2 separate regions of the Homo sapiens genome follow, and region 1 is linked to region 2. Evidence: chromatin contacts called from ENCODE Hi-C or POLR2A ChIA-PET data. All regions are on one chromosome and are shown on one strand. Each heading gives the region's core, a stretch centred on a gene start or an enhancer-like site at or near the end of the contact. The rest is flanking DNA. Distances are from core to core; before and after follow the strand shown. Region 1 overlaps SLC2A11 (solute carrier family 2 member 11). Region 2 overlaps SMARCB1 (SWI/SNF related BAF chromatin remodeling complex subunit B1).

Region 1 (5,735 bases), core at 2,629-5,128, 62 kb before region 2:
GTTTCTCTCTCTGCCTCTCAATCTCTCTGTCTCTGTGTCTGTGTGTGTGTGTGTGTTTCTCTCTCTCTCTGCCTCTGTCTCTCTCAATCTCTCTGTCTCTGTGTCTGTGTGTGTGTGTTTCTCTCTCTCTCTGCCTGTCTTTCTCAATCTCTCTGTCTCTGTGTGTGTCTCTGTGTGTGTGTGTGTTTCTCTCTCTGCCTCTCAATCTCTCTGTCTCTGTGTCTGTGTGTGTGTTTCTCTCTCTCTCTGCCTCTGTCTCTCTCAATCTCTCTGTCTCTGTGTGTGTGTGTGTGTGTGTGTTTCTCTCTCTCTCTGCCTCTGTCTCTCTCAATCTCTCTGTCTCTGTGTCTGTGTGTGTGTGTGTTTCTCTCTCTCTGCCTCTGTCTCTCTCAATCTCTCTGTCTCTGTGTCTGTGTGTGTGTGTGTTTCTCTCTCTCTCTGCCTCTGTCTCTCTCAATCTCTCTGTCTCTGTGTCTGTCTGTGTGTGTGTGTGTTTCTCTCTCTCTGCCTCTGTCTCTCTCAATCTCTCTGTCTCTGTTTGCCTCCCTGGTCAGATGGAGATGATCTTCCTTGCCCTGACATTTCTCAGGGCTGTTGCGGTGTTGCCACCATGGATGAAAAAAGGCTTTAGAAAGAAACGCAGGGTTCTGCGGACATATCAGACAGGACATGACTATTGCAGCACATTATCAAACCCAATTCTTCACCCCTCCCTGCACCCACACTGCTTGCTGTGTGATTTTGCAGTTCCTCCCACTAAAGGGGCAAGTACTGCCTACATCCCTGCTCCTGGCTCTGGGCTCGGCCAATAGGATGAGGCTGCAGTGAGGGCGTACCATGTTCCAGCCTAAGCCTTAAGAGGCCTTGCTCACTTCTACTTGCTCTTCTGCCTTCATGAGAACATTCCAGGCTAGCCAGGAGGATGACAAGACATGGACAGCCAAAGGGGCCCAGCTAAGCCACCCTCACTGGGACTATTCTAGATCAGCCAGCCAATGCCCAGCTGAGCTGCAGTTGCAGGAATGACCAAGATCAGCAGAGCCATCAGCCAGAACCATCCTAGATCAGCCCAGCCCAGAGGACTTAGAGGCTTAGGCTAAATAATTGCTTTTTTTGTTTCTTTACCACCGAGATGTTATGATCATCTATTAGTCAGCAATAGAAAGCTGATCAATAAATTGGCACCAGGAGTTGGTGCTACCGTAACAAAGACCTGTGAAATATGGTATCAGTTCCAAGACGAGGCAGAGGACGGCGATGAGGCTGGAGAAATGAAAAGCTATGTTATATAGTGCAGTAACACGGAAGAAAGAAAATGGGCTCAGTGAACTTATGGACTTGAGCAAAGAAAACTCCAAATGTTGAAAGCATGAACTGGTTGCTGTTAGATGCATATTCTAAGCTTGCTGTAAGACATGAAGAATTAGCTCAGAAAATAACTGGCCAGTTTGCAAGCAGAATTCAGAGGCAACAAAATTTAATTAAACGTAGCATATTTCAGAAACACTGGGTTAGTTGAAAACAACAACAAAAAATGTTTTCTCGCCTCTATCCTCTCCAGCTAGCAAAAGAATCCCAAATTAAGTAACAGCCTGTGAGCAAAGATCAAATCCAGAGCACTGCCAGGAAGCCATGGACTCATAGTAAAGATCAAATCAAGGGTATAGCTTAAAGCAGTGCCTCACAGACCCTCACAACTAGAAAAGGGGGCATTTAGGAGGCTTGAGGGCGTTGATTCACGGTAGCCTGACATACCCTAAATACCAGCAATTAGGCCTTGGGAGAGAAGCCTGTCTCAAAAATAATTGTGAGCGTGGTTTGTTGACACATGAAAAAACCTCGAATACATAGAAAATTCACATCATTTTTGAGAAAGTTGTATTGGCAAAAGCTCTGCCAGTTTGGACAAAAAAAAGACCAGGACAATTTGAAATATAAAGACTTCTGTGCCCCAACTTTGTTTTCTTTTCTTTTCTTTTTTTTTTTTTTTTTTTTGAGATGGAGTCTCACTCTGTCACCAGGCTGGAGTGCAGTGTGCACTGGCACAATCTTGGCTCACTGCAACCTCCGCCTCTCGGGTTCAAGCAATTCTCCTGCCACTGCAACCTCCGCCTCTCGGGTTCAAGCAATTCTCCTGCCTCAGCCTCCCTAGTAGCTGGGACTACAGGTACGTGCCACCATACCCAGCTAATTTTTGTATTGTTAGTAGAGATGGGGTTTCACCATGTTGGCCAGGCTGGTCTTGATGTCTTGACCTCGTGATCTGCCCGCCTCAGCCTCCCTGGGATTACAGGCGTGAGCTGGCGCCCAGCCTGCCCCAACTCTCTATAGGCAGGAAGGAGGCTGAGAAATTTGCTCAACCATCAAAAGCAGCACATTGTGCAACGCCCTCTTCAGAAGGAATCAAGGAAGGTGAAAGAAAAGGAAAAACATCTCAGAGGGTAGACCCAAGAAGCATGGAGAGCCACGCATAGTGGTGTGTGCCTAGAGTCCCAGCTACTCAGGAGGCTGAGACAGGAGGATCGCCTGGGCCCAGGAGCTCTGGGTTGTAGTACGCTAGGCAGATCAGGTGTCTGCACTAAGTTCAGCATCAATATAGTGACATCCCAGGAGCAGGGACCACCAGGCTGCCTAAGGAGGAATGCACTGGCCCAGGTTGGAAATGGGACAGTTCAAAACTCCCATGCTAGCCAGATACAATGGCTCATGCCTATAATCCACGCACTTTGGGAGGCCAAGGGGGGAGGATCATTTGATCTCAGGAGTTTGAGACCTGCCCAGGCAAAGAGGTGAAACTCCATCTTTACAAAAAATACAATAATAAAAAAAAATTAGCCAAGCGTGGTGGCACGGGCCAGTAGTCCCAGCTACTCAGGAGGCTGAGGTGGGAGAATTGATTGGGCCTGGGAGGTGGAGGTTGCAGTGAGCTGAGATCACACCACTCCAGCCTGGGCGACAGAGTGAGACCCTGTCCCAAACAAAACCAAAAAAACAAGAACAAAAAAGAAGAAAACTTCCGTGCTGATCAACAATGGCGTCATGCCTATGAACAGCCACAGCACTCCAGCCTGGACAAGCGAGAACCTGTCTCTAAAAGATAAAAAAAATAAAAAAAATAAAAGAACCATGGCCTGGGGTGCCCTTCATAGGGGGTAGGGGACAGAGCTGGAACTTGAACAAAGAATACTCCCTACCCCCAAGGCAGGGGACATGGCCATATTTTCCTAGGGGCGCTTCAGAATTGTTATAGATTAGTGACTGCACTGTGCCTGCCTTGCTTCCTCGTTTTTGAAATGAGAGCATTAATTTTGGTTACCTCATCTTACTTTTTACCATTGCATGCTGAGTGTGGGAAGGGAAGAAGACTCATCTTTCTAGATCCTAGGTTTCTGGATCAAGAAAAGGCCCATATAGACTTAATGTGGCGTAAGATCTGGGACTTCAAGCCCGATGCCATGATTGGATGAGACTTTGGGGGATCCTGGGATGGGACTGAACACATTTTGCACAGAGGAGAGACATAAGTAATAATTGCGGCCATGGTGACAGAGAAGAGTACACTAATGGGCCCCGGTCTTCACCCCTCCTTAAATCCACAGCCCTTGCGATGGGAGAGGATATGCCATCAATTTTCCCATCCCTTGACTTGGGATTTGGCAGTATGACTGACTCGCTTTGGCCAATGGAATGTTAATGGCACGAGGGAACCAAAGGTTTGGAAAGCGCTTATGCAACTGGATTTGCTTTCTTGTTTCTCTGCCATCACCATGCTATTCCTAGGCTAACTCGTTGGTACCAAAAGTGAGAGGACAGAAAGTGCAGCAAAGCTGAATGGCTCCAGTCCAGACCAGCCTAGACCGGCCAACCAGCAGCTGAACCTCACCACTGCCCCCCTCCCCCGCCCCACACTGTGAACTAGCCCAGCTGAGATCAGCAGAGCTGTGCAGCCAGCCAGGCAAGTACATGAATAAAAGAAGCAGTAAATAATTGTTGCTTTAAAGCAGAAATGTTGCGATTGTTCCTTAGGCATTCTTACTGTAGCCAAAGTTAACTGATATAAGATGACCATCACCCAGTTGGCACTGGGTAGGTGAGGTCTTGCACAGGTGTTTCACCGTGTGTGTGCGCGTGTGTTTCTCCGCACCGCTCTGGAGTTCTTGAGTAACAGTGGCTAGGTCTGATCCATTCTGCTGCCTGGCAGTTAGGACAACCACTTGATAGAGTTCTGATTGAAGGCAGGTATAGGCAGATCATGAAATTGAGGCACAAAGAGAGGGATAGCTTTTCCTTGATAAATGAAACCTATGAAATGGGGACCCGTATACTCTGGGGAGATGCATCCCTTGGTCAAGGGCAGTCTGGGAGCCCAAGGACAGAGACTCACCTGCCAGGCAGGCCTCGGTGTCTCCACAGTCAATGAGGAGGTAGCGCGGGCTTTCAGGGAGCAGAGGCAGGGAGGCGAGCTGGAGCGCCCCGGGCACCAGGCAGCTGGCCAGCAGCAGGGGCCAGGCCTGAGGGCCACCTAGGAGCTCCCTAAGGAGGCAGAGGAGAGGCCAGGCCAGATGCCTCTTTGCCAGAGTCCTACCACCCTGCTCTCCTGCCCACCTACACACCTCCCTGCAGGGAGTCTGCAATTGCCCCGTGCCTCTTCCTATCCAAGTCTGGGTCTGAACATCAAGATCCCTCCCACCCAGGTTGGGACCAAGAGAGGACAGGGCCACTGCCCCACCTCATCCCTAGCAACTCCTCTTCCCAAGGGTCCAGGCTCTGCCTTCTCCTCTTTTTTCTGGAATGACTGGAACACGTTTGTCTTTGAAAGCCCAAATCTTCACCCTCTCCTCTGTGAAGACCTGTTCTTTGCTCCCTGACCTGGAGAGGATGGGAAAAGGTGATTCACATTGCAGTGTGTTGACTGATACCCATTTCGTGAATTGGCAGCAGAGATGTGGATAGAGGATTCGATGCCTTCATGCAAAGCAATAATGCTTTAATCTACTAGTGGGTAGGGGAGACATTTAGGTGAAGAAACGCTTTTACTGGTATCTCCGAAATACTCAATGCATGTGGGGGAGGGGTGCTTACCTGAGTCCGACCACCTGTCCCATCACGATCCCCAGAGCCGTAAAGATGGCTGAGCTCATGGCCACAGCTCCTCGGAGCTCCTTAGGGGCGCTCTCCCCCAGGTACATGGGCTGGATGTTCATGCTCACACCTGGACGTGTGCACAGCAGAGGCACGTCAGCCACCAGCTGGGACCCCCACTCCACGACACCCAGCCTGTCTCCCCTGCCCCACTCAGCACTGTCCAGCCACTCAACTGGATCCTGGCACTGAGGGCTGATCCCTCACCCCCCACACTCAGGGGTTCTGCTTCACCTGATGAAGGGCCAACAGGATCCCAACTCTACTCTTCAGAACTTCTGAGGGAGGGCTTTCTCAGATCCGCTCCCATCCTGGTCCCTGGCCACAGTACCACATGTTCATGGGCTCTTCCTAGGTCCCATCACTGGGACCCGAGTGTGAAGGACTCTGACGGGGCTGTGCGGGGGGGTGGGAGGAGGAAGGTAGGACCACATCCTGGATGCCTACCAGCTGTCCCAGCACTCATGTCAATTCCTTCATTGATCACTACAGCTGCTCTCACCTCACCCTGGCTCCCCCAGGGAAGACCCTGGCACCTACACTGCCCTCAGGAAAACAGAGAGCTGGAGAGCACCCCAGCGCCCTCCCAGAGG
Region 2 (5,406 bases), core at 186-2,685:
AAGTGCCACGGAGAACCACAGTGGGAAGAAGTCGGCCCAGGCTCCATCTGGTGCACGGGGCAGAGGCATCCCTCAGTCACAGGAGGCATCCCTCCCGAGGCTCCTCGACCCCAAAGACTATTTTCAGGAACCCTTTGTAACATGGCTCTTATTTTTATACATCAATGTTTTCCTAAAATGGAAGCCAAAGGCACAGCATCAGATCTAACCAAACCACTGACCTTTTTAGGGTCATCACATGTGCCAATTTCACCTACTTCTCATATCTTCCTATTTTCAAAGCTCCCCTCACCCTCAAGGCATAGTCTGGCAGTGGCGGCTCAGCACAGCAAGGATTATGCTATAGGCTCTGCAGGGTGCAGGCCTGCGCCCAATCGCCAGCCTCACCATTTCTCAACTGGCCAGTTTGCAACTTCCGCAGGTGATCTCAGCTCTCCACGTGCCCACCTCTTCACCTGTAATATGGCCACTAAGGCAGCATCTTATTGGGTTACTAGGCCCCCCTGGAGCACTCAGCCTGGCCCAGCCAATCAGCTGCCTTCACCTCCTCTAGACCTCCGGGCTTTGCTCAGAGCCTGGCAGTGCCTCAGAGACACCCCCTGAATGTGTCCGGAATATAACACTTTACTATGAGAACTCAGCCTATGCCCTTCCTGGGGGATTGCAGGGAGCAAAGCCAGGTGTTATGACTTTCCAGATGATATGGAACCCAAAGACGGGCTTCTGCTGAGGCCTTGGTGTACCCTCAGTGCTCCATGATGACACCCACCCTGAGGGCCAGGAAGGCTCCAGTGCTGGGTGAGAAGTCACCTACCTTGATGATGACGCGCTGGTCTGACTGGTCCTCCAGGATGCTGTCCGTGGGGTAGGACTCGATCTGCTGTCTGATGGCAGAGGCGATGGCTGGCACAAACGTCAGCGGGTTCAAATCCAGATCGTCACAGAGGATTTCTGAAAACATCTCAGGCGTCATCAACTTCTCTGAAATCAGGAGAGGGAAGGGATGCCAAGAGATTGCACCATGCTTGGGCATGGACCGGCCTCCCTCACCCCTTCTTCTTTGAAGCCAAACATCTCCGGATGCAGGAGAGGACAACCAGGGCACTGGGGGTGGCCTTCCTGGAAACTGGGAGTGGAAGGAGGAAGCACATGACTAGCAGGCCCCCAGCCCTCATCCTGCACAGACCTCCTGCTCCATGCCCTGGGGGTGGTCATGGCCATAAACACTTCCCTCATTCCACTCATAGCTGGGTGGGCGCATGAGATTATCCCAACTAATGAGATGATCCAGGCGAGGCCAGCAAAGGCACATCAAAGCTTGCGTGCCATCTCTCTACTCCCCTCTGTGCTGAACTGGTGGCAGACGTGATGGCACAGAGGCTGGCCCAATACCAGGCCTCATGTGAGCAAAACACACTGTGCCAAGCCACAGCGATTTCCAGGCCTGTGACTGCAGTAGCAGCAGCAGGGCCTCAACAAGGTCACAAGCGTGGAGGTCCCTACAGATCCCGGATCCTGGAAAAGGAATTGTACCAGATGGGAGCTCACAGGGACCATCTGTGGCCAGCCAGACCTCAGCAAGGTCCTCTCAGTCAACATTCTCTCCCTGCTCCACCCAGACCGTACTGACAAGACGCCTTGCAGGAATAAGCTGAAAAAGCCAAGAAAAATTGCCTCAGAGCAGACAGTAGGATTCCATCATCAAGAAGCAGGTCGGCCTAACAGACCACAGCCCCACTATCTCCTCCCTGCCCTAAAGACACGCTGGAGACCAGCATCCTAACAGCCTGCGGGGCAGCAACAGCAGGAACCTCAGGTGCACGGGGTAAACACCCAGTGAATACACTGCCCAGAGCATTTTAAAATTTTTAAGTAATTGTAGATTCATGTACAGATGCAAGAAACAACACAGAGAAATTCCATGCACACTGCGCCCAGTTTCCTCCAAAAAAGACAAGATAGAGGACTGTATCTGTATCCAGTGATTCATCCAGATTGTCACTTCCTTTTACTGCCAAGTGACATTCTGTGGTACGAAGGGGCCTCACTTTAACTATTCACTCACTGAAGGCTATCTAGATCATTTCCAGTTTCCCGCTATTATAAATAAAGCTGCTATGAACATCCACGTGTAGGCTATTGTATAAACATGTCTTCATTTCTCCAGGATAAATGCTCAAGGTACACTGGTTGCATGTTTAGTTTTTTGTTTGTTTTGAGACGGAGTCTCGCTCTGTCGCCCAGGATGGAGTGCAGTGGCGCTATATCGGCTCACTGCAAGCTCCGCCTCCCGGGTTCACGCCATTCTCCTGCTTCAGCCTCCCGAGTAGCTGGGACTACAAGCAGCCACCACCACGCCCAGCTAATTTTTTGTATTTTTAGAAGAGACAGGGTTTCACCATGTTAACCAGGATGGTCTCGATCTCCTGACCTCGTGATCCGCCCGCCTCGGCCTCCCAAAGTGCTGGGATTACAGGTGTGAGCCACCACGCCTGGCCGCATGTTTAGTTTTTAACAGAAATTGCCACACTGTTTTCTAGGGCAGTTTTCCAGCCACTTTACATTCCCATCAGCAGCTTGTGAGTGACCCAGTTCCTCCACATCCTCGCCAGCATCTGATGCTGTCACCACTTTTTAAAGATGTGGAATAACAGTGTAATTTTAATCTGCATTTCCCTAAGGCTAACAATGTGGAAAAGCTTTTCAATGTTTATTTGCCACCTATATAACTTCTTTAGTGAAATTTCTCTTCCTGTCTTTTGCCTTTTTTTTTTTTTTTTGAGACGGAGTTTTGCTCTTGTTGCCCAGGCTGGAGCGCAACGGCGTGATCTTGGCTCACAGCAACCTCGGCCTCCTGGGTTCAAGCAATTCTCCTGACTCAGCCTCCCAAGTAGCTGGAATTACAGGCATGCGCCACCATGCCCGGCTAATTTTGTATTTTTAGTAGAGACGAGGTTTCTCCACGTTGGTCAAGCTGGTCTCAAACTCCTGACCTCAGGTGATCCGCCCACCTCAGCCTCCCAAAGTGCTGGGATTACAGGCGTGAGCCACTGTGCCCAGCCTTTTTTGTTGTTGTTGCTTTTTTGGGACAGAGTTTCACTCTTGTTGCCCAGGATGGATTGCAACAGCGTGATCTCGGCTCACAGCAACCTCTGCCTTCCAGGTTCAAGCGATTCTCCTGCCTCACCCGCCCGAGTAGCTGGGGTTACAGGCATGCGCCACCACGCCCAGCTAATTGTGTATTTTTAGTAGAGACGAGGTTTCTCCATCTTGGTCAGGCTGGTCTCGAACTCGTGATCTCAGGTGATCTGCCCACCTCAGCCTCCCGAAGTGCTAGGATTACAGACGTAAGCCACTGTGCCAGCCTACTTGCCTATGATTGTCTAATTGCTCCAGTGCCATTTTGTTGAATGAGCTGTCTTTCCTCCATTGAATCACATTTGCATCTTTGTAAAAATCAGGAGGGCACGTTTGTGTGGGTCTGTTTCTGGATTCTCAATTCTGTTCCATCACGGTATGTCACTCCACCAATACCACACAGCCTTGATTATCGTAGCTATATAGTAAGCCTTGAGATTGGGTAGAATGATTACTCCCACTTTACTGTTTTTCAAAATTGCTGGCCGGGTGTGGTGGCTCATGCCTGTAATCCCAGCACTTTGGGAGGCTGAGACAGGCGGACTGCCTGAGCTCAGGAGTTTGAGACCAACCTGGCCAACATGGTAATACCCTGTCTCTACTAAAAATACAAAAATTAGCCAGGCATGGTGGCGGGCACCTGTAATCCCACCTACTCGGGAGACTAAGGCAGGAGAAACGCTTGAAACCGGAAGGTGGAGGTTACAGTGAGCAGAGATCATGCCACTGCACTCCAGCCTGGGCAAAAGAGCAAAACTCCATCTCAAAAAAAAATAATAATAATAATAAATAAATTGCTTTAGCTATTTTAGTTTCTTTGCCTTTCCATATAAATCTTAGAACCATCTTATCTACAAAAAAAATCTTGCTGGGATTTTCACAGAAATTGCATTAAATCTGTATATCAATTTGGGGAAAACTGACATCATCTTGAGTCTTTTAATCCATGAATATGATATGTCTACTTATTTAGGTCTTCCTTCATTACTTTCGTCAGTGTTTTATAGTTTTTGGTATATAAGTCCTGTAAATGTTTTGTTGGATTTATACCTAAGTATTCCTTTTTTTATTGAGTGATGATAAATGGTAATGTATTTTTAATTTGTGTCTAGGTACTCATTAATGGCATATAGAAATAAAATGGATTTCTGCATGTTTACCTTGTATCCCTTGTATCTTGTGACCCTGGGGAATTCAGTTATTAGTTCTCCAAGTTTTCTGTAGATCCCTTGGGATTTTCTACACGGACAATCATGTCATCTGCAAATAGGATTTTATTTCTTCCTTTCCAATCTACACGTCTTTTATTTCCTTTTCTCAGCTTACTGGATTAGCTAGAACTTCCAACACTATGTTGAATAAGAATAGTGACAGCAGACATATTTGGCTTGTTCCTGGTCTCTGGCAGAAAGCATGCAACCTTTCACTATTAAATGCTAGCAACAGAAGGCCAGGCTCTGTGGCTCACGCCTGTAATCCCAGCACTTTGGGAGGCCGAGGCGGGTGGATCACATGGTCAGGAGTTCGAGACATTCCTGGCTAACACTGTGAAACCCCGTCTCTACTAAAAATACAAAAAGTTAGCTGGGTGTGGTGGCAGGGCACCTGTAGTCCCAGCTATCAGGGAGGCTGAGGCAGGAGAATGGTGTGAATCCAGGAGGCAGAGTTTGCAGTGAGCTGAGATCATGCCACTGCACTCCAGCCTAGACAACAGAGCAATACTCCGTCTAAAAAAAAAAAAAAAAAATAGCAACAGGACTTTTTGTACTAAATAGATGCTCTTTACTAAATGGAGGAAGTTTCCTGCTATTATTTTTCTGAGCATTTTTATCATCAGGTGTTGAGTTCTACAAAATGCTTTTTCTGTATCAACTGATCTGATCCTGTGATTTTTCTTCATTAGTGTGTTAATATGGTGGATTACATTGATTGAGCTTCAAATATTGACCCAGCCTTCCATCCCTGCAATAAATCCCACTTGGTCACAGTATATAATTATTTCTATATATTGCTGAATTCTATTTCGCAATATTTTGCTAAGGATTTTGCATCTTTAGTCATAAAGGATATTGGTCTGTATTTTTCTTTTTTTGGTACTGTCTTTAGGTTTGGTATCTAGGTAATACGAGCTTTATAAAATTGATCAGGAAGTGCGTTCTCCTCTTCCATTTTCTGGAAGAGATTGTGTAGAATTGGTGTTAACTCATTCGTCAACATTTGATAGACAGAATTCTCCAGTGAAATCATATGGGCCCAGAGATTTTTTTG

What was found. A loop is a pair of places that touch in the nucleus more often than their neighbours do. ChIA-PET counts read pairs that join two places held with the same protein, here RNA polymerase II (POLR2A).
Region 1: a map of endothelial cell of hepatic sinusoid shows a loop between it and region 2 (6-fold over the local background). The contact joins two enhancer-like sites. A Hi-C loop is called at or near these places in 1 of 168 maps with a recorded cell type or tissue (endothelial cell of hepatic sinusoid). POLR2A ChIA-PET finds 5 or more read pairs at or near these places in 4 of 52 experiments (H1, Panc1, activated CD4-positive, alpha-beta T cell and 1 more).

What each region holds. Positions count from the first base shown.
Region 1 is chr22:23,876,519-23,882,253 of GRCh38, reverse strand. SLC2A11 (solute carrier family 2 member 11) reads right to left here. Exons shown (of 12, transcript NM_001024939.4): 5 at 5,083-5,212; 6 at 4,385-4,533. It also overlaps the pseudogene RN7SL268P. Among named protein-coding and RNA genes, the nearest start is that of MIF, 15 kb to the left of the region's middle. Within about 2 kb of position 3,878, at least 3 of the 41 ENCODE cell types and tissues checked have a DNase peak (open chromatin) inside an H3K27ac peak, as active enhancers do.
Region 2 is chr22:23,812,345-23,817,750 of GRCh38, reverse strand. SMARCB1 (SWI/SNF related BAF chromatin remodeling complex subunit B1) reads right to left here. Exons shown (of 9, transcript NM_003073.5): 6 at 815-981. Among named protein-coding and RNA genes, the nearest start is that of DERL3, 24 kb to the left of the region's middle. RefSeq lists enhancers at 818-1,319, 1,320-1,821. Within about 2 kb of position 1,435, at least 5 of the 41 ENCODE cell types and tissues checked have a DNase peak (open chromatin) inside an H3K27ac peak, as active enhancers do.